Regions from separate parts of the Homo sapiens genome. Here regions 1, 2 and 3 are each linked to region 4. Evidence: chromatin contacts called from ENCODE Hi-C or POLR2A ChIA-PET data. All regions are on one chromosome and are shown on one strand. Each heading gives the region's core, a stretch centred on a gene start or an enhancer-like site at or near the end of the contact. The rest is flanking DNA. Distances are from core to core; before and after follow the strand shown.

What was found. A loop is a pair of places that touch in the nucleus more often than their neighbours do. ChIA-PET counts read pairs that join two places held with the same protein, here RNA polymerase II (POLR2A). Pooled maps may share reads with other maps.
Region 1: a map of gastrocnemius medialis shows a loop between it and region 4 (5-fold over the local background). The contact joins the promoter of IL17D here to the promoter of LATS2 in region 4. A Hi-C loop is called at or near these places in 2 of 168 maps with a recorded cell type or tissue (ascending aorta and gastrocnemius medialis), 2 of 37 single-sample maps with no recorded cell type and 15 of 50 pooled maps.
Region 2: a loop to region 4 is called in a map with no recorded cell type, with 5 times the contacts of the local background. The contact joins the promoter of IFT88 here to the promoter of LATS2 in region 4. A Hi-C loop is called at or near these places in 2 of 37 single-sample maps with no recorded cell type and 9 of 50 pooled maps.
Region 3: a loop to region 4 is called in a map of endothelial cell of umbilical vein, with 3 times the contacts of the local background. The contact joins the promoter of EEF1AKMT1 here to the promoter of LATS2 in region 4. A Hi-C loop is called at or near these places in 2 of 168 maps with a recorded cell type or tissue (ascending aorta and endothelial cell of umbilical vein), 1 of 37 single-sample maps with no recorded cell type and 13 of 50 pooled maps. POLR2A ChIA-PET finds 5 or more read pairs at or near these places in 3 of 52 experiments (Caco-2, OCI-LY7 and WTC11).

What each region holds. Positions count from the first base shown.
Region 1 is chr13:20,702,367-20,708,830 of GRCh38, reverse strand. IL17D (interleukin 17D) reads right to left here and starts at 5,132. Exons shown (of 2, transcript NM_001385224.1): 1 at 4,540-5,132. The coding sequence starts at 4,829. RefSeq lists silencers at 4,311-4,820, 5,111-5,250, 5,671-5,750.
Region 2 is chr13:20,565,257-20,571,472 of GRCh38, reverse strand. IFT88 (intraflagellar transport 88) reads right to left here and starts at 4,316. Exons shown (of 26, transcript NM_006531.5): 1 at 4,217-4,316. LOC105370103 (a long non-coding RNA gene) reads left to right here and starts at 4,444. Exons shown (of 6, transcript XR_941725.3): 1 at 4,444-4,797; 2 at 5,923-5,972. RefSeq lists silencers at 3,923-4,111, 4,207-4,616.
Region 3 is chr13:20,768,654-20,775,441 of GRCh38, reverse strand. EEF1AKMT1 (EEF1A lysine methyltransferase 1) reads left to right here and starts at 1,481. Exons shown (of 5, transcript NM_001318939.2): 1 at 1,481-1,521. RefSeq lists an enhancer at 1,907-2,126.
Region 4 is chr13:21,059,060-21,065,338 of GRCh38, reverse strand. It overlaps LATS2 (large tumor suppressor kinase 2), which reads left to right and starts at 3,753. Exons shown (of 8, transcript NM_014572.3): 1 at 3,753-3,993. RefSeq lists silencers at 3,539-4,338, 4,479-4,888 and an enhancer at 4,394-5,286.

The DNA.
Region 1 (6,464 bases), core at 3,883-6,382, 360 kb after region 4:
AGATGGGGTTTCACCATGTTAGCCAGGATGGTCTCGATCTCCTGACCTCATGATCCTCCTGCCTCGGCCTCCCAAAGTGCTGGGATTACAGGCGTGAGCCACCGCACCCGGCCGTCACTGGTCCTTTTCTTACTGATTTGTGGGAGCTCTTTAGGAATGAGCTCTTTGTGACTTGGGTTGCAAACATTTTTTCCCAGTTTGCCCTTGTATTTTTCTTATTTTACTTTACCAAGAAGAAATGGTGTGTAATTATGTAACTTCATTTCTCAATCTTGTCTTCTGTGACTTTTGGGGACTGTGAGCAGCTAAATAGGGCCTCCTCCACTCCAAGATTATAAATATAATTGCTTGTGTTTTTCTCTGCTTTTGTGGTTTTTTTACATTTAAATGTTTGATTCATCTGGAATTCATTTTCACAGAGGAGTGAGGCCCAGGCTGTCCCAACACCATTTACTGAATGACCCAGGTCTCCATTCCATCCGTATGGAAAGCCACCTTCCAAATGCCTATTGTAAAACTTATCCACCTAAAGTGATCCTTGCTGTGCCCATCAGTACTCCTGACGTTCAGTCCATCTCCCTATCTGTCTTTCTCAGCATTCTCTCTGACTGCTGTGCCTTTAGGGCGTGGTGGCTTGGGCCTGTAATCCCAGCACTTTAGGAAGCCAAGGCAGGCAGATCACTTGAGGCCAGGAGTTCGAGACCAGCCTGGCCAACATGGCGAAACCCTGTCTCTACTAAAAATACAAAAATTAGCTGGGCGTGGTGGCATGCACCTGTAATCCCAGCTACTCCAGAAGCTGAGACAGGAGAATTGCTTGAACCCAGGAGATGGAGGTTGTAGTCTGCCAAGATCATGCCACTGCATTCCAGCCTGGGTGACAGAGCAAAACCCTGTCTCAAAAGAAAGAAAGAAAGAAATACCACCTGACCCTGTGCCCAGCCTGCAGGTGGGCACTCCTCTACCCAGGCCCCACCCTCAGACACTCCACCAAGGAACAAGCCCTGGCCTGGCACCATGGCTTACGCCTGTAATCCCAGCACTATGAGAGGCTGAGACAGGAGGGTCACTGGAGCCCAGGACTTCAAGACGAACCTGGGCAACAAAGTGAGGCCCCCATCTCTAAAAAACAAAACAAAAAAACTAGCTGCATGTGGTGGTGCGCACCTGTGGTCTCAGCTACATGGGAGGCTGAGGTAGGAGGATCCCTTGAGCCTAGAAGGTCAAGGCTGCATTGATCTGTCTGTGTCACTGCACTCCAGGCTGGGTGGCAGAGCGAGATTCTGTCTAAAAGAAAAAACCTGTCCTTCCACAACATCTTTTAGTAGAGGCTCCACACTTCCATTGGCTCACTATTTCTTTTCCTTTTTTTTTTTTTTTTTTTTTTTTTGAGACAAGTTCTCACTCTGTTGCCCAGGCCGGAGTGCAGAGGCACAATCATAGTTCACTACAGCCTCAGCCTCCCTGGCTCAAACTTCCCAAGTAGCTGGGACCACAGGCAAACATGACCACACCTGGCTGTTTTTTTTGTAGTGATAAGTCTCATACTATGTTGCCCAGGCTGGTCTCAAACTCCTGGGCTCAAGTGATCCTCCCACCTCCGCCTCCTGAGTAGCCGGGGATTTACAGGTGAGCCACTGGGCCTGGCTGGGTCTCACTTTTTCTAATCTTCCCAATAACCCAAAAGATGGTGAGAGGTGATTGGAGGGAGGAGGGCAGAGAGGGCTCTCCTGGCAGGAAAATGCAGGAGCAGCTTTGGCAGTCAGCAATCTGGAGTCCCAGCCCAGCAGCCATCCCCTGAAGACTGTCCTTCCTTCAGCAAATATAAGCCACCCACCTCCGTTTGCCCATGGGGAGTGATCTCATCACTGTTGCTAAATAATATGAAAAATGATGCACATGACACCTTCAGCCACCCTGCTGCAGCTGCCACTCCTGCTCCTGGGACCACCCAGCACTGAGGTTCCACATGTGGGCAGATCTGGGTGGCCCAGACCACGATCCCCGAACCCTGTGTGTCATTCTCATCCATAACCTCCCTCGGCTCCCAGATCCTGCCTGGGGCGACATAGGTGTCATCTGTAGCAAGGGCAACTCAATTTAACTTCCCACACACAGAATGCCAGTGCTGCTAACTCTCCATGTGTCCTCCAGCCCTGCTCTGTCTCCTGAGCTCCAACCAGTCATTGTCACCTGTACGCCTTTCAGGCAGGCAAAACTCAACAGGCTTGTTACTAAATTCATTATTTCCTCCCACAACACTTGTTCCTAAGTGTATTTTCTCATTTTGCTCAAATACCATCAACAACCCAAGCCAGAAACATGAGAGACATGCCTTTGGGAGGCTATATACTACTCTTAGGCCCTTGGCCCAGCCTGTGGGGAGCCACGGGTTTGCCTGAGAGTTCGAATCTGCTATAGAAAGCAGGGCCAGCAGCTTCTGTCCAGAGAAGTTAATCTCTGGTTCTGAGAGATTCCTTATGTGGCTTTAATCCTATTTGGTATATCAGAAGCATAACACGAGGTTAGAGAAAGAAGAATGCCGTAGTCCATCCCTTCAGGTCCTGGAAATGGAGGAAGAGAGAGGAAAAGCAAGAGCACCAAGATACCAGAATGAATGGCGCCATGTGTGTGCCCTGCAGGCTCCAGCTGAAGGACAGGAGTGAGAAGGGCGGGAGGGGTCCCACCCAACTTCCCCGTGGGCAGGGGCTCTGAGGGGGCTCTGCCACAGTGAGCTTGGTCCTCTGCAGAGTAGCCAGGAGGCAGGAGGCCCTAAAACTTGGCTTCCCAGGACAGCATAGGGGTCCTGTGTGTTGTTGAGTAAAAGGAAATCTCCCTACCCAGCAGCCGGCAGGGAGAGGCTCCAGGAAAGCCCAGATGCGTTTTAGACAAAATCATCACATTTCCTCTGACTCTCCACAGCACTTGTCTTCTTTAATGAGCATCTTTCACGCTGATCCTAGTCTCCCCTTCCCACCGCGCTGCCTGAGTGAAGCCCTAGATCCTTTGGATGGAAGTGCTGGAGAGCATTGTCCAATCCATGCCCCATTGGGACACCCTCCTAAACCAGAGTGGCTGTATGGCTTCCTCCATCTCAAGTGTCAAGACTTTTTTTCTCTTTAATTTTTATTTTAGAGACGGGGTCTCGCTTTGTCACGCAGGTTGGAAGGCAGTGGCGCCACCACAGCTCACTGCAGCCTGAACCTCCCGGGCTCAATCTATCCTCCCACTTAAGCCTCTGGAGTAGCTGGGACCACAGGCACGTGCCACCACACTTCGCTAATCCTTAAAAATTGTTTGCAGAAATGGGATCTCGCTATGTTTCCCAGGCTGGTCTCGAACTCCTGGACTTAAATCCTCCTGCCTCGGCCTCCCAAAGTGCTGGGATTCCAGGCGTGAGGGTGAAGCTCTGCACTGCTGACAAGGCGGGGATCCAGCTCCTGCACCTGTCTCCAGCCTTACATCGATGCCCACCCCACAGGCAAACACCTCGCCTACGCCCCCCCACCCCCACCGCCCCCGCTCGCCTTGTGGCTCTCCCCATTTTCCAAGCGCTTTGTTCCCGCTTGCTATCAGCTGTCCCTTCCCTCAGCACTGCCTTTGTAGGCGACTTGCTCTCCTCCATCAAGACTCAGCTCTTTCACGAAGCCTTTCTTGACCTCTGTGGCCCTGGGAGGCCTTGCCCCCTAGGGCAGCTCCTCCTGCTCCAGCTAGAGGGAAGACGGTCACAGGTGCCTGCTGAGGACACTGCGGCACCCTGCCTACACGCCCCCAACTTCTCCAGCCTTCCCCTTCTGCAGGCTGTCCCTTTCTTCTGAAATGACCTCTGTTCCAAGACCAAAATACTCTCGAAACTGTTCATGTCACTTCATGCACTGCCTGATGGTGTGGTTTCTTTCCCAATTATCCCCACTCCTTCCTTAGGCTATTAAACTAGAGGGGCTCAGAGGGCGCTTCCCAGGGCTCCACTCCAGCAGCCTCTGGACCACAGGGGCACTCAGGAAATATGTGGATAGTACCGCGCACCCCCCAGCAGCACCTCCCCGGGCCCCCTGTGCAGAGTACGGTCCACATCACTGTGTCCACATCACGGAAGGGTCCCCAGCTAGTGCCTTGCGGACCCATCCAACCTGGAGGAGATGAGGTGTTCAAGAGATACGTGTTGCATAGGAAATACTGGAGGGTAAAGAGAGGAAGCAGGACTCCTTCAAGGGAGGTGGTGGGGGTGGGCCTTCGCAGTTTAGGAATTGCCCCCCAGTGCTCCAACTGCCCCGCCCCACCCCGCCTCATCGCAGCGCCCCTCGCACCCCACCCCACCCTACCGTACCCTACCCTGTCTCGCCCCGCACCACCCCACCCCTACCTGCTCCGCCTCGCCCCGCGTGCCACGCCCCCTCCGCGTCGCCCCGCCCCAACCACCTCCCCTTCCCCGCCCCACCCTCCCCGCCTGCCCGGCCTCGGCCCGGCCCCACCCACTCTCCCCGCCCAGCCCTGCCCTCCCCACCTGCCGGGCCCCGCCAGGACGCGCCCGCGGCTCACCTGTAGGCCCAGGGCGACACGCTGCGCAGGTTGGTGGGCGGCCGGAAGCGGCGGTCGGCGGGCCTGCCCCCTGCCGGGCAGCTCGCGTTGCGCGCCTGCTCACGCGGCCCCAGCTGCAGCGTGTGGTGGAAGGCACTGAGCACGCCGGCCGCCAGGCGCCCGTACAGCTGCTCCAGTAGCTCCTCCGGCCGGTCCGCGCAGCCCCGCGGCCGCGCGGGGCGCCTGCCCGCCCTCGGGGCGCCCGCGGCCCAGCTCGGCGGCAGCGCCAGCAGGAAGCCGGCTACCAGCATCCAGACCTGAGGGACAGGCCACGCTCAGCGTCCGCACGCGCCGGAGGAGCCCGCCTGCGCCCCGCGCCCGTGTCCCGCCCGCGGCGCCCGGAGCCGGCGGGCGCCTCCCCTCGCCCCGCGGAGCCAGAGGCCGGCCCGGAGGATGGGAGCCGCGCGGGCGGGCCCCAGAGCGCCCTCCCCGCCTGCCCGCCGCCCGCGGGGTCCCCGGGGCCCAGCCCGGCGCCGGCCCGCGCGCCCCCGGCCCCCGCCGCCGCCGCCGCCCCGAGCCGGGGGCCGCACGGGGGGCGGGTGCGGGGCGCGCGTGCACGTGTGCGTGTGCCTGCCGGGTTGCTGCGCCGCGGGCTGCGAGTGCTTGTGACCCGCCGCACCCTCACCCCCGGGCGCGCCATCCCTGCTCCGCCGCCAGCGAGGGAGCCCCGGAGCCTAAGACGCCCGGACCCGCCGCCTCGCAGACCCACCCTTGCCCCTGCGCCTCGTCATCCGCCCGCCCCAGCCAGCCCGCGCAGGGTCCGCGGCCCGCTTTTCCGCGAGAAGCCCCCTGTGGTCTTTCCTCGTACCCGGGGACTCGGACCGAGAAGCCGACTGAGCGAGGTCGCCGCCCGGCCTCACGGACACAGAGCGACTCTGCACCTTTCGCCTCCAGGAGCTGAAAACATTTTGTCACTTGTGCAGTGTACTCACCAGTGCCCCCAACATCTTCTCCCCCGAAAGCGCTTTCAGATTCGCGCCGAGATGGGGCGACGCGGCGGCTCTTGAGCGGAATAACCCGAAGGGCCACGCAAACTGGGGCTTCCAGCCGCGAGCATGCGGCGGGGCGCCCAGGGCCTGGGGTCGCGCGCTCAGGGCCTGTGCTGCGCCACGCAGGAGGAGGAGAGGGCTGGCCCTGCCGGGCGCGGGTGCGGGCCCGACTGGCTGAAGGAGGAGTGGGGACTGGCTTGGAAGTCTCCGAAGCAGAAAAGTGGGGCCGACAGGATGGAATTGGGGGAGGCCGATTTTGGCTCAGAGAGATTTCTCTATTAAGGAAAGCAGTCCAAGAATAGGCCCCCTGGAAGAGGAATGCGCTCAAACCCAGAGGGATTCTCCTTAGAGCTACCTCTTGAGATTCTGTACTTCGAGGAAATTAGAGGTTTTTTTAAATCTCTATTTTTAATAAGGTGGGAGGAGGCTGTTGCTCCTTTCTCCTCAACAACATGAAATGATCCTGTGCCTCTATCCAACAACTCTACAACAAAGCACTGAATACTTCCCTGACTGGCACTTTCATGGCTGTTCATGGGCATCTCTTGGTCTATGACGACGATGTTGGAGAGTTCCTACTCCGTGATAACTCAGTTCTAAGTGCAAGCAGTCACGTGAAATGAGCCTGATAGTCTGCGAATGAAGAAACTAAAACGAACTATATTATATACTTCATAACACAAGACAACGTGCTCGTTTGTTCATTCTGCAAGTAAATGCTTAATGCTTCCTAGGTGGCAGGCTAAAGAATATGATCATTTTAAAGCAGTCATGCTTTGAAAATAAACAACCCATCCCAGCTGTAAGCTTTTTGAAAGTGTACAAAATATGTAATTGATGACTCCCTAAATGGTTTGCAGCTTTGGTATTTGACTGAATTGTAAACCATTAGTTAAA
Region 2 (6,216 bases), core at 3,067-5,566, 490 kb after region 4:
TCAAATCAAGTCAATATTTTAGGCAATTTGAGGGGTGGGAGGTGGAGGAAGGCTAATTACCCAAGAAATGTAGTATTGCTAGTATTCAAGAAATGTATTTTCTTTAAAGCAAATACATATTTTCTTAAGGCCTGTACATTTTAAGTGCACCAGCAAATTCCTAAGAAATTTTCAGCTTAGGCTGGGCGCAGTGGCTCACGCCTATAATCCCAGCACTTTGGGAGGCCGAGGCAGGCAGATCACGAGGTCAGGAGATCGAGACCATCCTGGCTAATATGGTGAAACCCCGTCTCTACTAAAAATACAAAAAAATTAGCCGGGCATGATAGCAGGCACCTGTAATCCCAGGTACTCAGGAGGCTGAGGCAGGAGAATGGCCTGAACCTGGGAGGCGGAGGTTGCAGTGGGCCGAGATTGTGCCACCACACCCCTGCCTAGGCGACAGAGCCAGACTCTGTCTCAAAAAATAAATAAATAATAAAAATAAATAAATAAAAAATAAATTTTCAGCTTAATCTTTTTCTCAGCATAATACCACATATATGTGGCTTCTCATAACCTTTAAAAATTATTTATATATTTTAAATACTAACAAAATTATTAGTTTTTGAACTATAATTCATATACCATACAATTTAACTTTTCAAGGTGCAGTGGTTTTTAGTATATTCACAAGGTTGTGCAACCATCCCCAGTATGTAATTCCAGAACACTTTCATCATCCCATAAAGAAATATGGGGCCTGTTAGCAGCTCTCCATGCCTCCCTTCCCTTTCCCCAGTCCCTGGCAACCATTTTCTGTCTCTATGGATTTGCCAATTCTGGACATTTCATATTAAGGAAATTACACAATATGTAGCCTTTTGTGTCTGGTCTCTTTCACTTAGCATAATGCTTCCAAGGTTCATCCACGCAGTAGTATGTATCAATATTTCATTACTTTTTATGGCTAAATACATCTGCAACATTTTGCTTATCCATTCATTAGTTAATGGACATTTGAATTGTTTCCACTTTTTGACTTTTATGAATAACATCACTATGAATGTGTGTGTACAAGTTTTAGCATGCATATATAGGTCCAATTCTATTGGGAATATATCTAGTAAAGGAATTGCTGGATCATATAGTAACTCTATGTTTAACTTTTGGAGGAACAGCTAGACTGTTTTCCAAAGTGGCTGCACTATTTTACATCCCACCTGCAATGCATGAAGTTTCCAATTTATCCATGTCCTAGCCAACATCTGTTACTGTTCCTGTTTTTGATTATTGCAATTCTAGTGAGTATGAAATGGTATCTCATTGTAGTATTGACTTGCATTCCCCTGATGACTAATGATGTTGAGTATCTTTTCATCTGCTTATTATCCATTTCTATATCTCTTTGGAGAAATGTCTGTTCAGATCTTTTGCTCATTTTTTTTTTTTTTTGAGACGGAATCTTGCTCTGTCGCCTAGGCTAGAGGGCAGTGGCGCGGCTCACTGCAAGCTCCGCCTCCCAGTTTCACGCCATTCTCCTGCCTCAGCCTCTCGAGTAGCTGGGACTACAGGCACCCGCCACCAAGCCCGGCTAATTTTTTTATTTTTATTTTTATTTTTATTTTTAGTAGAGATGGGGTTTCACCGTATTAGCCGGTATGGTCTCGATCTCCTGACCTTGTGATCCGCCCACCTCGGCCTCCCAGAGTGCTGGGATTACAGGCGTGAACCACCGCGCCCGGCCAGCTCATTCCCAAAAATCAGGTTATCACATGAATTATAAGGATCCTGTATATATTCCTGATACTAAACATTATATAAATGATTTACAAATACTTTCTCCCATTCTGTACATCATTTTACATTCTTTGTACTATCCTCTGAAGCACAAAAGTTTAAAAAAATTTTTTTTTTTTTTGGGACGGAGTCTCGCTCTGTCACCCAGGCTGGAGTGCAGTGGCGCGATCTCGGCTCACTGAAAGCTCCGCCTCCCGAGTTCACGCCATTCTCCTGCCTCAGCCTCTCCAGCAGCTGGGACTACAGGCGCCCGCCACCACGCCCGGCTAATTTTTTGTATTTTTAGTAGAGACGGGGTTTCACCGTGTTAGCCAGGATGGTCTCGATCTCCTGACCTCGTGATCCGCCCGGCTCGGCCTCCCAAAGTGCTGGGATTACAGGCGTGAGCCACCACGCCTGGCCAAAAGTTTTAAATTTTGATGATATACAATTTATTTTTCCTTTGGTTGCACGTACTTTTGGTATCATATCTAAGAAAGAACTGCCTAATCTAAGGTCAAGAATATTTATACCTATGCTTTTTTTCTAACAGTTTTAGCTCTTATATTTAGGTCATTGATCCATTTTGAGTTAATTTCTCATTACTTTTTGAAGATGAAAATTAACTACTATGAGGGCAAATGTCACCCACATAGAAATGGCATTCCAAAATAGCTTCAAAAGGTTATTAAAAGGGCCAGGCGTCGTGGCTCACGCTTGTAATCCCAACACTCTGGGAGGCCGAGGCGGGCGGATCACGAGGTCAGGAGATCGAGACCATCCTGGCTAACACGGTGAAACCCCGTCTCTACTAAAAATACAAAAAATTAGCTGGGCATGGTGGCGGGCGCCTGTAGTCCCAGCTACTCGGGAGGCTGAGGCAGGAGAATGGCATGAACCCGGGAGGCGGAGCTTGCAGTAAACCGAGATTGCCGCCACTGCACTCCAGCCTGGGCAACAGAGCGTGCGACTCCGTCTCAAAAAGAAAAAAAAAGGTATTAAAAGTCACTGGTAAAAGATATATAAAATATTTTTAATTAAAAGCTTTAGCTCAGATAATACTAAACCAGTGGTTCTTAAACCCAAGTGATGCTGAGGCTACTGGTCTGGGGACCACTTTGAGAACCACTATTCTGAACCATAATTTCTGATTATGAACCCTATTTAAGTCAGCTTAGTTGACACATAAGTTATAGAAGGAAGCAACTTTTAGAATGAGAAATCCTTTCTGCTAGGTTGTAACCAGATTTTTAAAAGGTTTGACTTGAGACTTTAGTTGAATAGACATCTTGTGGAACATACAAATATTAAAAGATGTGGAAAGTGAGGCCAGGAAAGTTGAAGGGAATCAAGCATGGCTAATAGCTATGGGTGGCAGAACAACTGTTGTTATACAACCCAGGGTTTCTGGATTCTCCAGGCAATTTCCAAAGCAGCTTATACATGTAACAAACTTTTCCATGTTGAAATAATCTGGGGATGATGCCACCTATGTTTAATATAAATCAAATGCTGGCAAAACCTTTTTTTTTTTTAAGTGAAAGGTATGTTTTTTAATACTCTTCTACTGACTATGGACAGTCTACTTCAAGCTTTTCCAACCCCGGCCCGCACGTGGCACAGGACGGCTTTGAATGTGGCCCAACACAAATTCGTAAACTTTCTGGAAGCATTATGAGATTCTTTTTTGCGATTTTTTTTAAAGCTCATCGGCTACCTTAGTGTTTGTGAATTTCATGTGTGGCCCAAGACAATTCTTCTTCCGATGTGGCCCAGGGAAGCCAAAGATTGGACACCCTTGGTCTACTTCCAAGAAGCCTACTGCAGTTTCTCGAAAAAAAAAAAACAAACAAAAAAAACTCACAACCAGAAAATCGGACTAGTAAAAGTGTAATTTTAGGCTTAGAAAGAATCTTGGGACAACAGTACTTCACGTTTTTGGAATGTTTCCATCTTTGTGAGGCTAAGTACCGCTTTCTGCATTGTTGTGTACTTTTATCTTCATTCCTGATTCAACTTTCATCAGGCAATTTGAAGTGCTTCACCTAACAAGAAAATTAAAGAGCGATGTGCACCATCTCTGCTGTGCGATTCCAGAGCTGGCGCAGTAATCTAACTGGGTTTTAAGTTTCCCCGTCAGGCGTGACTGGGACTTGGGACATCGCCAAGCGGTCAGCGACGCCCGTCCCAGTTCAGAGGAGCAAGAAAAGCCTGTGAGCTGGGGACACCGATGTGAGAAACAACGCCCGCGTTTCTGAGTAGACAACTCGGGAGCCTGAGGAAGAAAAGCAGGGGCAGGCCGAGTCCATCTGGGGCCCCGCCTCAGACCGCCCCGGGGCCGACAGGGGCGGGCAGGAGACGGGCGAAGAGGCCCTCGGCGGGATGCGCCACACAGGACGCCGCAGGGGCACGGCTGCCAGGGGCCCTGAGGCACTAGGCCCCAGCGCCCTTCTCCTACCTCACGCTGAGGGAAGCGGGCGACAGTTATTCGGGCCCAGGGACGACGCAGCGGTTGGCCAAAGCGCGACGCCGAGCCGTTGCCAAGCGCGGAATCCAAGGAAGCCGCTCCCACAGTCCTCCGCGCGGGGGCGGGCGGGGCCGGAAGCGCGGGGGCGGGAGAGAGCGCGGCGGGAAGGGGGTGGTGCGGGAGGCCTGGGGAAGTGGGTGGGGGCGGAGAACGGCGGGTCAGAGAGAAGGCAGCCCGGTCCCCCTCAGTGGAAGGGAGTGGCGGTGGGCGGAGGGTGTTGAGGGGACGGTGCCAGCGGCTTGCGGGAAGCCGGGCGATGCGGGTAGAACGGTGGAGGAGAGGGCAGGGAGGCCGGGGCCTCCCGTGGAACGGAACCGGGGGGTTGGGAGGCTGGGGGCGGCCTGTGTGAAGGGGGCGGGGAGGGAAAGGCTCGCGGCCAGTAGATGCAGGAGGGAGGAGGGCCTAGAGGGGCTCCGGGCTGGCGGCCTCTGTGAGGAAGGGGAAGGATATGGAACCAAGATCCTTTAAATCCTGATGAACTCATCCGTAAAGCAGATGCCCAAAGGATGATAGTAAGCTTACTGTGACATAACTCCCGGAGCCGCAGCACGAGCCTTGTGAACCTTGGAAGCCCGTTTTCCGCGCAGTCACTAACTCGCTTAGTCACCCTGTGTAAAAGTTATTCTGGGATGACACCTGCCTGGGAAGTCTCACCTTTCCCCCCACCTCCTCCTGTCTGCGTATTGTTCTGTAGCACCCCGTGCGCACCTTGATTGTAGCGCTTAAGGTGTCCGTTTTATTTACTAGACAGGGATTGAACCATTGTGTCCCAACCACCTAGAACCTGGGTCATAGTGTAAAGCTTAATCAATGTAATATAAATGGGGGAATTAAATTCATAATTGTTTAATGTTTAAGTTTTGTCTTAAATTTTAAAAGTAAATGTTGGGGATGGAGGGGAGGGACAGAGGGAGTCTAAAGACACCAGTAATTAATGAGTTTTTATAAAATAAGTAGTGTTGGCCGGGCGCAGTGGCTCATGCCTATAATCCCAGCACTTTGGGAGGCTGAGGCTGGCGGATCACCTGAGGTGAGGAGTTGGAGACCAGCCTGGCCAACGTGGTGAAACCCTGTCTCTACTAAAAATACAAAAATTAGCCCGGCGAGGTGGCAGGCGCCTGTAATAAATCCCAGCTACTCAGGAGGCTAAGGCAGGAGAATCTCTTGAACCCAGGAGGTAGAGGTTGCAGTGAGCCAAGATGGTGGTATTGCACTCCAGCCTGGGTGACAAGAGCGAAACTCCATCCAAAAAAAGAAAAAACATAGTGTTGGGGGACAATTCTCCATGGGTCACCTGCACTTTCCCGTGTTTTGTGAGCAGAGACACTGACTGCCTTTGTTCTGGAGTACTATGATAGCTGGTATTTTTTAAGATGTGATTAACAGTTAAATTAGACTTGAGTAAAGCAGTTGGTCCTCCACAAGGTGGGTTGGCCTCATCCCGTCAAGGGAAGGTCATAAGAGAAAAGACTAAGGTCCTCTGAGGAAGAAGGAATCCTGCCCCCAGACTGCCTTCAGCTCTTTCCTGGGTCTCTAACTTGACCTACAAATTTTAGGCTTGCCAGCATTATAAATAAAGTTTTGGTGCCGCAAAAGAAATAGCACTCAACTATAAAATTTTCTTTTTTCCTTCTCAGCAAGGCAATTTACTTCTATAGAAGGGTGCGCCCTCACAGATGGAGCAATGGTGAGCACACACCTGGACAAGGGAGGCGAAGGGGTTTTTATTCCTGACGCTTGTGGCACCTGCTGCTGTGTCCTTCCCCTGTTGGCTAAGGTTAGACGGCACAGGCTAAACTAATTCTGATTGACTAATTTAAAGAGAGTGACCGGGTAAGTGGTTTGGTGGGAAAAATAGTTATGGCAGAGCAGGAAATCGGAATGAGTCAGGGTGGAGAATGAGTCAGGGCAGAGCAGGTAATCAGAATGAG
Region 3 (6,788 bases), core at 232-2,731, 290 kb after region 4:
AGTAAAAATAGTATATAGTAAAATACATGAAGATAACATGTCTTACATGCTATTAAAGCAATGTCAGCTTTGAAAGAAAATGATCTACTGTTTCAGACTCAATTTGACTGAATGTAAACTTCTGTTAAAGTAGTTATAAGCTAGGGCAGTCTTATTTACTGAACACCACCTCCATAAAAAATGCACTCATAAAAGTTGGTTATTGTTTCTCAGTTTGTGTTAAATTTCTTTTAGTTTTTTAAATATATTTTCTTCCTGTTCCTTTTCCAGAATACACCTGATCTTGAAATATTTGGTTAATAGACTTGTCATCAATTCAAAACAAAGTCAAAATGTAGCATGGGTTATTATAAACTGGAAACAGTTCTTAAAATAGAAATTATAGTACACCCAATGTTATAAACCTGTTTCATTAACTACTTACTGAATAGCATCATTTGCCAGCTGAACAGTTTATATCCTTACCTTATACCAGAAAGGATTTTCACATTGCTCAGCAGAATATATAAAATTTAGCAAGATCATGAAATTGGTAAAGAAAATGGAGGAAAGAGAGGGTAGAAGCATAATACAGATTGATTTCTTGGGGAATTGGAAACAAATACTTTGTATCACTTATAATTTGGTAGCTGCTAAAACGTAAGGGAACCTTTCAATAATCAGTGCCTGTATGTGCAAGATAATTAAGGTGTTGTTGACAAAAATCATACATACTTACGGCGCTTGATGTCTAAATACATATATTGACCAACTCATTCAAAACTGAAGACTCTGAAAGACTAACAAGTTTTAAAGGTTCCCCCCCGCTACCGCCAATCCTGTCAATTTTACCAAAGCCTCAATTTGATGTCAACATTTAAAGTCAACGATTTGATTTAAAAAGACTGAGCAGACAATCGACCAATGAAGCCTTGACTTTGAAAATCTACGTGACTCAGTGCAAAATAGTGGGTTTAACTTTAATTAGGATCTTAATTTTTTTTTTTTTAGATGTTGCCTTGCTCTGTCGCCCAGGCTGGAGTAGCTGTGGTGCGATCTCGGCTCATTGTAGCCTCTGCCTCCCGGGTTCCAGCGAGTCTCCTGCCTCAGCCTCCTGGGTAGCTGGGATTACAGGCGCACGCGACCACGGCCAGCTAATTTTTGTATTTTTTAGTAGAGACGAGGTTTCACCATGTTGGTAAGGCTGGTCTCGAACTCCTGACCTCAGGTGATCCGCCCGCCTCGGCCTCCCAAAGTGTTGGGATTACAGGCGTGAGCCACCGCGCCCTGCCAGGGCCTTCATTTTTTTTGTTGTTGTTGTTTTTTTGCTACCATTCTTGGGGGCGGCTGATGAGACAAGCGAAGGAACGACTCCAGGCTGGAGACGGCCCTCAGTGTTGTAAACGCGGGATTGAGACGCTGCGGGGAGATGGCCTGCCTTGCGCAAGGGCCTGGGCGGGAGGGCCTGCGCCTGCGCTAGCGAGACTGGCTAGCCACTCCCACTGCACACGGCGAGTCTGGGCGACTGCGCACGCGCGGCTGGTGAGTGGCGGGTTCGGGCGCAGCTGTAGGGTTGGCTGCGCGCCGCCGAGGCGTTTTGGACTGGGTTAGGTGCCTTTTGTGTGTTTGTTTCTCACCTTTTTTCCAGGGTGGTAGTGGTGGAAGAGTTTAATTAGCAGTGGCTGGCGGATTCCTGAGGGAAGGAGCTGGCGCCGGCCTGAGAGTGGATCCTGGTTGCTGTGTTAGGCGCTGTTGGGCCTCGCGTCCCGGTCGCCGGAAGGCGCCGCGTCCTGTGCCGCGCACGTTGGCGCCCGGGCCTTAGGCAGCCTTGGTGCTGACGGGGAAATTAACCCCCAGGCTACGGCAGCGCGTGGAGGCCTCCCTTCCCTCCGAGTAGAAACAGGACTCGGCCTGCTGTCCTTTTCATCTTTGCCCTCAGAAGTTCGCTGATGGAGTTTGCGAAATGCCCAGGCCTGACTGTCCGCTCCTGGAGGGCGGGCACCCGCGGCGCCTGTCGCTGGGGCTTCTGAGGCAGGTCCCTTGCAGGATGCGGGTGCTGCGAGGTGGAGTAGACTAGGACGCGGGCGGCTTTACTGCGAAACGGGCAGTAGCTTCGGAGGTGCAGAAGAAGTGCTGGGACGATAGCGGGTCCCTACCGGGAGGGAGCCACATGTCAGACAGGAAGGCCTTCCTTATAGGGGTTGTGGTTACATGGGGCGTACATCACAACGTCGCACTGCACACGTACGACCTGCATTTCATTGTAAGCATTACCTCCTTTTTAAAGTTAATTTAAAAACAGGATAAATAGAATTCTGGAAAGCAAGAAGGAAGGAACTGTTTGAGGCAGGGGGACTCAAAGATGAAAACAGAATGAAAACCTTTGGCCCTTTTCTGGACGTAAATTGGATTAAGGGGAGAATCATCCAGCAATTTATAAAAAGTATTTGGAGAATATCTAGGCCTTACCCATTCATAGAGGGAGCCTTGCTCTCCTGCGGTTTACTGGAGTCTGGGATGGCTCCTAGGTTAATGCTCTTTGCTCTGAATCACACTATCTTAACCTAATTTCACACAAGAATGAATGTTGAAATTACAGTATGGTGGTTTTGCCCTAAGTAAATTTGATAACATGGAAATTGAGTAATTTTATCCAAAAAGAGACTAACCACAGCCCCTGAGAAGCCAGCTAATCCCTGCTTATGCTGCAAGCTAACGTGTCCGCCCCTTTGCTCATGCTGTTCCATCTTTCTGAAGTCTTCACTCTTCATCCTTACCTTTTCCTGAGGCCGAGTTGAAGCTCCACCTGCTCTTTCACTCCTCTCCCCACTCAGGCCCTCCACTCTGATCCCATGGCGTGAATGGTGCTTCTCTATAGAGGGCCTCCACCTTACCGTTGGTGTTCGCCATGTGTCTGCCTAACCTAGAATTTCTCAACTGCAGCTTGTAGGGCGGGATACTTCTTTAATGTGGAGGGCTGTCCTGTGAATTTTAAGTTCAGCAGCCTCTACCCACCTGATGCCAGTAGCACCCTCCTTCCCATTTACGGCAACCAAAAATGTCTCTAGGCATTGCCAGATGTTCCCCTTAGCGACAAAAGGGCTCCTCATTCTGTGAGAACTGCTGATTTAGAGTCTGAGCCACATAAGGTCCAAGGTCAGCTTAATAATAATATAATTTCAATATAATCCATAGGTACAAGTTTTAAAATCTAAAGAAAAAAATTTTTTTTACTGCCACTTGTGGGGCAGGGCCAGCCATAGACAGTGTGCCCAGAGTAGCCAGAAAAAATTTAAAAATAATAATAATATAACACAGTACTTCCCAGCTCTTTTGGATTTGAAAAATCTCATAAACCCCCTTAGAAATTTTAAAAACAATAAAGATATGATAAAATAGTGATTTAAAAAATAGTTAAAAATAGGTTCATTTAATTTAATTTTTTTTTTTTGAAATGTAGTCTCACTCCTGTCATTCAGGCTGGAGTGCAATGGCGAGATCTCAGCTGACTGCAACCTCCATCTCCTGGGTTCAAGCGATTCTCCTGTCTCAGCCTCCTGAGTAGCTGGCGCTATAGGTGCCTGCCACCACACCTGGGTAATTTTTGTATTTTTAGTAGAGACAGGGTTTCACCATGTTGGCCAGGCTGATCCCGAATTCTTTACCTAAGGTGATCTGCCCGCCTCGATCTCCCAAAGTGCTTGGATTACAGGCGTGAGCCACCACTCCCGGCCATTTCATTTAATCTTTGATGTTTATCTTGCTAACAGATTTCAGTTTTCCTCATTAGAAGAAGTGATGCACTTTTGAACTCACTTTAACAATGTAGGAAACTTCTACGATTCCTAAAATTGCAGCCCCCTATGCTCTCCATGTGTTCCTCCATTAATCTTATTGTCATCTAACATTTATTTCATATGTATTGTTTTAGTCTGTCTTTTCCTCTCTAGAATGTAAGCTCCAAGAGAATAAGGACTTTGAGACTCATCACCAAGAACAGTGCTTTCTACAGGGTAGAAAATGATTATCAAAGGAATGGATTTGGTACTCTTTATACTTTCATTTTGGGATCAAATTCTTATATAGATTGGAATTTAATTGCCTTTTACAGCTATGAAAGGCGACAATTTTATTAAATTGCTCTTTGGAATTCCTTGTTTTGCATTTATAGTCAACTGGTTCCTTTTTGGTTTTCATGTTTTATTTCTAAGTGATTAACAAGTTACAGGCTGTTATTTAAAAGCCCTTCTTCAGTGACGCAGCTGTGGAAAGTACTAATAAAAATGGAATTGGCTGGGCATAATGGCTCATGTTTGTAATCTTAGCACTTTGGGAGAACAAGGTGGGTAGATCACTTGAATCGAGGAGTTCAGGACCAGCCTGGGCAACATGACGAGACCCCCGTCTCTACAAAAATTAGCTGGACATGGTAGTGTGCATCTGTAGTCCCAGCTACTCAGGAGGCTGAGCTGGGGTAATTGCTTGAGCTGGGGAATTTGAGGCTGCAGGGAGCCACAATCGCACCACTGCACTCCAGCCTGGGCAGCAGAGTGAAACCCTGTCTCAAAAAAAAAAAAAAATTTATATGTCAAGGATAAATATATATGCATATGTGTGTATGTATGTGTCTGCATATGTATATGGACACACTCATATACACACACAAACACACTTTTATTTTTCTTTCAGTTCTAGGCAGTATTGTGGTGCAGCCTTTTTTAAGGAACTTGTACTCTTCGATTTTGCCAGGCAATATTGGCTTTTACTAGTTGCCTGATTTTTCTCCTGAATGAAAAGAACTCACAGTTCTGAAATACCAAATTGAAACCTTTTAGTTGTTTGCAGATCATTTTGCCATGTTTTCTCAGTTCAGCATGCACACAAGCTAATCTTTGGAATTTTTACTTGGAAATTTTCCGGCCTGTTGGGTTCTGGTATGCTTTCCTGAAAATGTGTTTTTGTGCTTATGCTTATTGCAGTAAACTAGAACTATTCATTTCAAGCATTTGTACCATTCTTTGGTGGGACTTCTATAGACAACCCCGTGTTGACTGAAATTATTTTTAGTTCTAAGTATAAAAACCTTAAAAGTAGATAATCCATCACTTTTCATCTTATAAAACTGAACAGTACACCCATTAAACCCTATTCTCCCCTCCCCCCAGCCCCTAGCAACCACAATTCTACTTTCTGCCTCTCTGATTTTGACTACTCTAGATACTTCATATAAATGGAGTTATGCAGTATTTTTTTAAATGACTGGCTTATTTCACGTAGCATAATGTCCTGAAGGTTTATCCACATTGTAGCATATATCAGAATTTCCTTCTTTTCCAAGGGAATCATATTCCATTGTATGTATTTATTTCATTTTCCTATATTCATGCTTGCTGATTCTCTTCTGCCTGCTCAAAACTGCTTTTAATTCCTCTAGTTAGTTTTTCATTTCATTATTGTATTTTTCAGCTCCAGAATTTCTACTTAGTCTCCTTTTATGTTTTCTGTCTCTCTATTTATATTTCCATTTTGTTCATATGTCATTTTCCTCACTTTCTCTACACCTTTCTTTAGTTATCTGAGAATCTTTAAGATAGTTATTTTAAAGTCTTTGTCTATGAGGCCCACCATCTAGTCTTTCTCAGGGATGGTTTCTCTTTTATTTTTTTTTTCCTTTGAATGGGCTGTACTTTCCTGTTTCTTTGTGTGCCTTGTAATTTTTATGTTGAAAAATAAGTCATTTGAGTAATAATGTGATAACTCTGGAAGCCATATTGTTCTCCCTTCACCAGATTTTGCTGGGTTTTTGTTATGTTTTTTTGATTTTGTAGGCTGTCTTTTGCTGGGGATCAGCACGAGTTGTAAACTTAAGATCTTCTCAGGTATTTTCTGAGCCCATGCCTTTCCCTGGGAATGTGTAATGGCTTTCTAAATTCCCCTGTATATGCAGTTGTGTTTGAATGTCTCAGTCCTTAGATATCTGGCTTCCCGAAGGGATAAAAGAAAAGTAGAAGCATGGGGGAAAGGTGCTGGCCCTTTAAATCTGCTGGAGGTCACTTTAGCCAGAGGGAGAGGGGCTTGCAACAATGGCTGCCACCTGCATCTTTGGCTTTCTTATCAGAAGCAGCAAAGGGAGTCAGAACAGATTATTCCAATGTTTGAAAGACAGGTGGTTCCTGTAAGTTTTATGCAAGGTGTTTCCTGAATGTGTGCATAGCCAAGCTGCTCCTGGAACTATTCTGTGTTTACTTAGATTTTGTGTTTGCCTATTTGACATATATTAAGTACAGGGACAAACTAAAGGCTAAAGTTGTTTACATCATCCTTTTAAGCCCTCTCTCGTGGGTGCACAAAACTCATATCACAGACTTCCCAGTGACAACCATAGAATGTCTGTTTTTGCTTTATGCCCAACAGGGGACATCCCCACCTAGATCCATCCCACTGACTTAGCAATAAAGGCATAGTCTCAGGTCCTCTCTCTGCTTTGTGGTCTCTGCTTGTGACAGAGTTTCACGTGGCCCCCTGTGGCATGCCATGACCCTCATTTCTGGGGAGAATTGTAACATTAAACTTTCTTTTCAATGGCATTGATCTCTCCATGTCCTCTCTGTCACCTTTATAAATTAAGATTTAAAACAAGAATGCATGCATAGCTGCTTGTCAGGGGGCTGGAGGGTGAGAATGGGTAGCTGCTGCTGATCAGAGAGCTGAAATTCGCTGAAATTAAACACTATTTACCATCTAAGCCTTCCAGTAGACCCTTCAAAAGATTGAGGTGTCCAATCTTTTGGCTTCCCTGGGCCACATTG
Region 4 (6,279 bases), core at 2,504-5,003:
TGGTCGTTTTGAGAATTAAATGATATAATATACAAATTTAGAGCAATACTTGGTATAGAATAAGGACACACACATACACATATGTATATACTATGTCAGTTAATTTATACACTCCAATTTTGTTACTACTGTCCGCTCTATGCTCAGCTGGTCTTGTGTTGTCTCTTTTTCTCCTCTTCTCAGCTAGATACATTATGTAGATGTGCTTATTTAACTGATTAACTTTAAAACATTTTCTGGACCAGGCATGGTGGCTGAAGCCTGTAATCCCAGCACTTTGGGAGGCCAAGGCAGGCAGATCACCTGAGGTCAGGATTTCGAGACCAGCCTGGCCAACATGGTGAAACCCCATCTCTACTAAAAATACAAAAATTAGCCGTGCATGGTGGAGCATGCCTATAATCTCAGCTACTCCAGAGGATGAGGCAGGAGAATTGCTTGAACCCGGGAGATGGAGGTTGCAAGGTTGCAGTGAGCTGATATCTCACCATTGCATTCCAGCCTGGGCGACAGAGCAAGACTCCATCTCAAAAAAAAAAAAAGAAAAAGAAAAAAAGAAAAAAAATTATGTTAACTATCCTACTATAGAAGTATCAGGAAGTATAAGACAAAACCATTCAGAATCACTACACTACATCCAGAGACTACCACTTTTAACATTTGGCTGTGTAATTTTCTGGGCTTTAAAAATAGTTTAAAAAATATACATGTGTACATAGTTTATTGTATATACATATAAAATAAACTTATATTGTTGCTGTTTTTCCTTTCTTTTTTTTGTTTTTAGTAGAGATGGGATCTTACTCTGTTGGCTAGGCTGGTCTCGAACTCCTGGCCTCAAGTGATCCACCCATCTCAGCTTCCCAAAGTGCTGGGATTACAGGCATGAGCCACCATGCCCAGCATGTGTTTTTCTTGAACACCTCTACCTCTACCACACTATAAACCCCATCAGGGGATAAATCTTATGGTTTTGCTTACCATGTTATCCCAAGTATGATTTATTTTAGCACATGGCTCATAGCAGGTACCAATAACAAAACAAAACAGAAACAAAACAAAACAAAAACCCAAACATGGGTTTTTTAATTTTAGCACATGGTTCATAGCAGGTACCGATAACAAAACAGAAAACAAAACAAAAACCCAAACATACAACAACAAACAAAAATGAGAAGGAATGAATGACTGCATGTTAATAAACACAAATCGTTAATCACAACATTCTTCCATGTGAGCGTGTCAGCTTTCCCAACCAAGCCCCTATCTTGGAAACTTGTTTCCAATTTGTCTGTATTCATATATATATATAAAATTTAAAATTTTTAATGTTTTTTAAAAAAGGCACAAAGAATAGTATAGCACACATTATTGAACCCAACCTCCCAGAACCAACAACTTTTAAGATTTTGAGTTTTATTTCCGTTTTTTAAATAAAAGAAAGCATTGTAAAGTTGAAGTCTTCATTTTTTTTCTCTGCTCAATTTCCCTCCTTCCCTCTAATATAAACAACAGCTGTCATGAATTTGGTGTGTGTGATATTGCATTCTATGTCTATACTTATATAAAGTATGTGATCATTTTAGGTTCTGTGGGATTTTGATTATTTATAAATATGGTATCACAGTGTATATATATAGTTCTGCAACTTGCTTTTTTTCACTCCACAGTGCTTTTGAATTCTTTCTACCATCATTTATCCTTTACAACTACAGAGCTAGTTCATTAACTTAGCTACTGTGTATATTCCATCATTTGGATATCTACCTTTCATTTTCCTACCCCTTGACTGGACATTTGGGGTTTTTCTCAATTTTTCACTACTGCAAACAATGCTGAAATGATCATTGTAACTGCAACATTTTTATTAGGTATTTTATGCACAAATTTTAAGGTCCATTAAATCTATTTTATAATATTTTTCATTCCACAAGTGTTTTAAAAATTATTTTTACATCTTTGAAGGCAGAGCAGGAGCAGGATCTTTAAACACACAACAAAAAAAGATTAGCAGCCATGTGGCTTGGGGTTGGGGTGGAGAAAGTATAGTCAGCTTAAGAGTGAAAAGAAGGCCAAGCATGGTGGTGTGCGCCTGTGTTCCCAGCTACCCTAGAGGCTGAGGCAGGAGGATGGCTTGAGCTCAGGAGTTCAAGGCTGATGTGGGCTGCAGTAAGTTATGATTGTGCCACTGCACTCCAGCGTGGGCAATGGAGTGAGACTCTGTCTCTAAGAAAAAAAGGAAAAAATGTGGAAAAGTACATAGGTAATGCCAGTAGGGCTCAATTGCAGAATATTGGCTGGAGACTTATTTTGCTCCCAGTACTGTGCAAGATATCTGGGTAGCATACAGGATACTATCGAAAAATTAAATTGAATTCTAAGCTGCACGATGATGGTTTCTTTTTTTTTTTTTTGCACACTTCTGCTGGCAGGAAGGGATTACGGTTTGATTATCAGAGCCCAAAGAAGAGAGAAAACAGAGATCTGAGAAGATTCCCTGGAAGAGCTGAGGCCTTAAGAGATTGAAAGAGAGGGAGGGGAGGAGGATGAACCAGGGACTGAAGGCTGGGTGAGACTGTCAAAATAGTGCACAGATAATGACCTTTACTACTGTTTCCCATGAGAGTAAAATTTAAAAATTTCACAAGAGTTTGTCAATTAAAGAGGAAATCGAGTTGACTTTAAACACTATATTGACCCTCAGCATCACTTGCCACAGATATAGGTGGTAGGAAGTATGATGTTAGGAGAGCCAGAAGTAGACTGAGGATTTGGCTTCCAGTCTATTATTTCTACTGTGAATCTTTGCACCATCCCTGCTTCTGTCCCTGTACCAGATCCACAGTCCTCAAATGGATAGTGAAGCTGTTCAAAACCCACGACCTCACTTGCTGGTATATACGGTACTATACTATTCCCTACACCATAAAATACTTCTCAGAAAGAAAATATACATGGGGAGGGGAGGTTGATTAAATTAAATCAGGTTAAATTTGGGTGTGCATCAGACGTTCTTTTTTTTTTTTTTTTGAGACGGAGTTTTGCTCTTCTTGCCTAGGCTGGAGTGCAATGATGCGATCTCAGGTCACCGCAACCTCCGCCTCCCGGGTTCCAGTGATTCTCTTGCCTCAGCCTCCCGAAGAGCTGGGATTACAGGCATGAGCCACCACGCCTGGCTAATTTTGTATTTTTAATAGAGACGGGGGTTTCTCCAAGTTGGTCAGGCTGGTCTCGAACTCCCGACCTCAGGTGATCCACCCGCCTAGACCTCTCAAAGTGCTGGGATTACAGGCGTGAGCCACCGCTTCTGGCAAACGTCCTTCTTAATTGTTTGATTCCACTGTCCCAATAGCCGTCTGTCCTTTTCTGCCCCTATTTTTAGTGTCCAGCCACTAGTTGGTAACTTGGTGGCTCCTTCAGGCCTGCTAACTTTTTTTTTTCTTTCACCAAGACTGGTATGAGATACTTAAGAATAGTGGCTTTAACGACAGTTACCAACTTTTAATACAAATGCAGTCGAGAGGGCAAATACTCAAGTTTGGGGGCAGATAGCAGCCAGTCAAATAGGTCCGAGAGGCCCTGGCGAGCTACCGCAGGCCAGCAGGGAGGCCGTGGGCAGGTGGCGGTCGAGGCCGGAGGCAGGAAGCACGGCCGGGCGGGGCTGGGCGGAGCGGCCGCGGAGGAGCAGGGGCCGCAGGCGCCCCGCCCGGACTGGTATGCGGCCGAGAGTGACGCGGGAGGCGGGGTCACGTGACGCCCGTGGAATGCCAACAATGTAGCGAATGTCCCACTTGGGTCTGCGCTTTGGAACCGCGGCGTGAGCGCCCCGGGAAGATGGAGCAGTCGCCGTCCACGCCACCGCCGCCGCCCGGGGCTCCCCCGTCCCTGCGGGGCCAGCAGCAGCTCCAGCCACCAGTGCCCGGTCTCCCGGCGCGAGAGGCCCGGGAGCCGCCGGCCAGGACGCCCCCGAGGGTGTAGACCGCGCCCCTGGAGGTGAGGGGGCTGGGAGCTGGGGTCGGGGCGGCAGCTCGGAGGGTGGCGAGAGTTTCCGCGAAGCGGTCGAGCCCTGCGGCTCCGCGCACCTACTGTGGTGCCGAGGCTCCGGGAAGGGCGCCCGGCGGGGCGGCCGAGGAAGTTTGTCCGGACGGAGCCCTGCGCCCTGCCCCCACGGTCCGCGCCCGCCCGGAGCCGCCCCCGCCCGGCGGCTCGTAGTCCAGGCCGTACGGAGCCCGCGGAGCCGGTTCCAGAGGAGCCGGGGAAGTTGGAGGCCGGCGTCGGGCGGGGGCAGCGGGGCTGCGCCGCTTTGTTGTGCGGCGACCGGGGCGGCCGGGATCCCGGCGGGGCAGGGGCGGCGCGGGCCGGGGGCGGTGTCCTAGACCCGAAAGGCCGTAGCGCCGGGCGCGCCTCTGCTTCCGCTGTCTCCGGGGGATCGGCTTTTCACTAGACGCCCGGCCGGGCGCCCCTGACAGCCTCGGGACCCCCGGTCCGGCGGCGCAGCGGTCCCACGGATCCGGGGCCATCCTCCCGGCCGCGCCATCGTCCCACGGGCCAATCAGTCCTTCAGAGCCCGCCCTGTTGGCCCCCGCCGGCCGCCCCGTCGTCCCGCGAGCCGACGGACCCACGGCGGTGCCGCAGTCGAGGCCGCGCCGCCCCTCAGCCCCCGGTGGCTGCGCCGCCTCACCCACTGCCGCGCGGTTCCCACCCCGTTCCCCGCGGCCGCGCCGCCGGCTCACGGGCCAGTCAGCCCCTCAGAGGCCACCGGACCCTGGGGGCGCCGTTCCTCCCGGGCTGCGGGCGGCCAGGCCCTGCTCGGCGTCTCCCGGCCGGCTGCCGCGCCAACTCTGCGAGTTTGCTCACGGTCTTGGCGGGACGCGGCCCGAGGCGCAGGAGCGCTTTCGTGGCCACGCGAACGGCGGCCGTTGCATAACACGCCATTCCCGTGCCCTAGTTTAGCGACGTGTGGGGGGTTTGGCTTTCTCTTCTGATGTAAGCTCACCTGCGCTTAGCTCCCCAGCCGGACTCTGGAGATGGGGATTCTGACATCATTCACATCTTGCCATCACATCCTTCAGCCCAACTCCAGAACTTCTGGGGAGCTTTCCCTCGGGGATGGAGTGCGGCCTGGAGCAAACCCGTTTGTGAAATGCAAGTCTCCAGTGTCCCGAGGGTTGGGAACGGGGGGCGAGGCGAGGAATGGACCCTGAAGAAGGTAAAACCCACCCGACCAGGGCGCCAAGCAGCCGGTAACAGGGTCCCGAGTTAGCTCGGCGGCTGGCGGCTGTTCTGAGGCCTTTGGATGAGAAATGCTATTTTGCGAGGATCACCATGAAAGAACTTAACTTGCAGATTTTTTTGACAAAAATGTTGTTATTTTAAGACAAGATCTCGCTCTGTCTCCCAGGCTGGAGGGGAGTGGCGCGATCTCGGCTCACTGCAACCTCCGTCTCCCAGGTTCGAGCGATTCTCCTGCCTTAGCCTCCCACGTAGCTGGGATTACAGGCCCGCGCCACCAGCCCAGCTAATTTTGTATTTTTTAGTAGAGACGGGTTTCGCCGTGTTGGCCAGGCTGGCTCTCGAACTCCTGACCTCAGGTGATCCACCTGCCTCCGTCTCCCAGAGTGCTGGGATTACAGGCGTGAGCCACCGCGCCCCACCTGACAAGAATTTTGAACAAGAACTTTTACATTTTCACGCTTCTCTAGGATGGATATGAGTGTTTTTTGTTGTTGTTGTTGTTGTTTTTTGAGACGTTGTCTTGCTCTGTCGCCCAGGCTGGAGTGCAGTGGCGCGATCTCGGCTCACTGCAACCTCGCCTCCTGGGTTCAAGCGATCTCCTACCTCAGTCTCCCGAGTAGCTGGAATTACAGGCGTGTGCCACCACGCCCGGCTAATTTTTTGTATTTTTAGTAGAGACGGGGTTTCGCTGTATTAGCCAGGATGGTCTCAATCTCCTGACCTTGTGATCCGCCCGCCTCAGCCTCCCAAACTGCTGGGATTACAGGCGTAAGCCACCGCACCCAGCCAAGAGTGTTTTTAATGTAATAGCATTAAAAAAATTATTTCACCTTAACTACTAAGCCATAGAGTATACATTTGGCCGGTAAAAAATTCAAATTAATAGCTGAACAGCTCTTTTCACAAAGTATTCAACAAATACGTACATTTTTAAAGGAAAGTTTGCCCGTATTTTAATAAGAAACAAATATACTGAAATTTGAATGGGAAATCACAAAAATGTGTGTGATCTTGCACAAGTGTTTTGCTTAAAATTTTAACTTA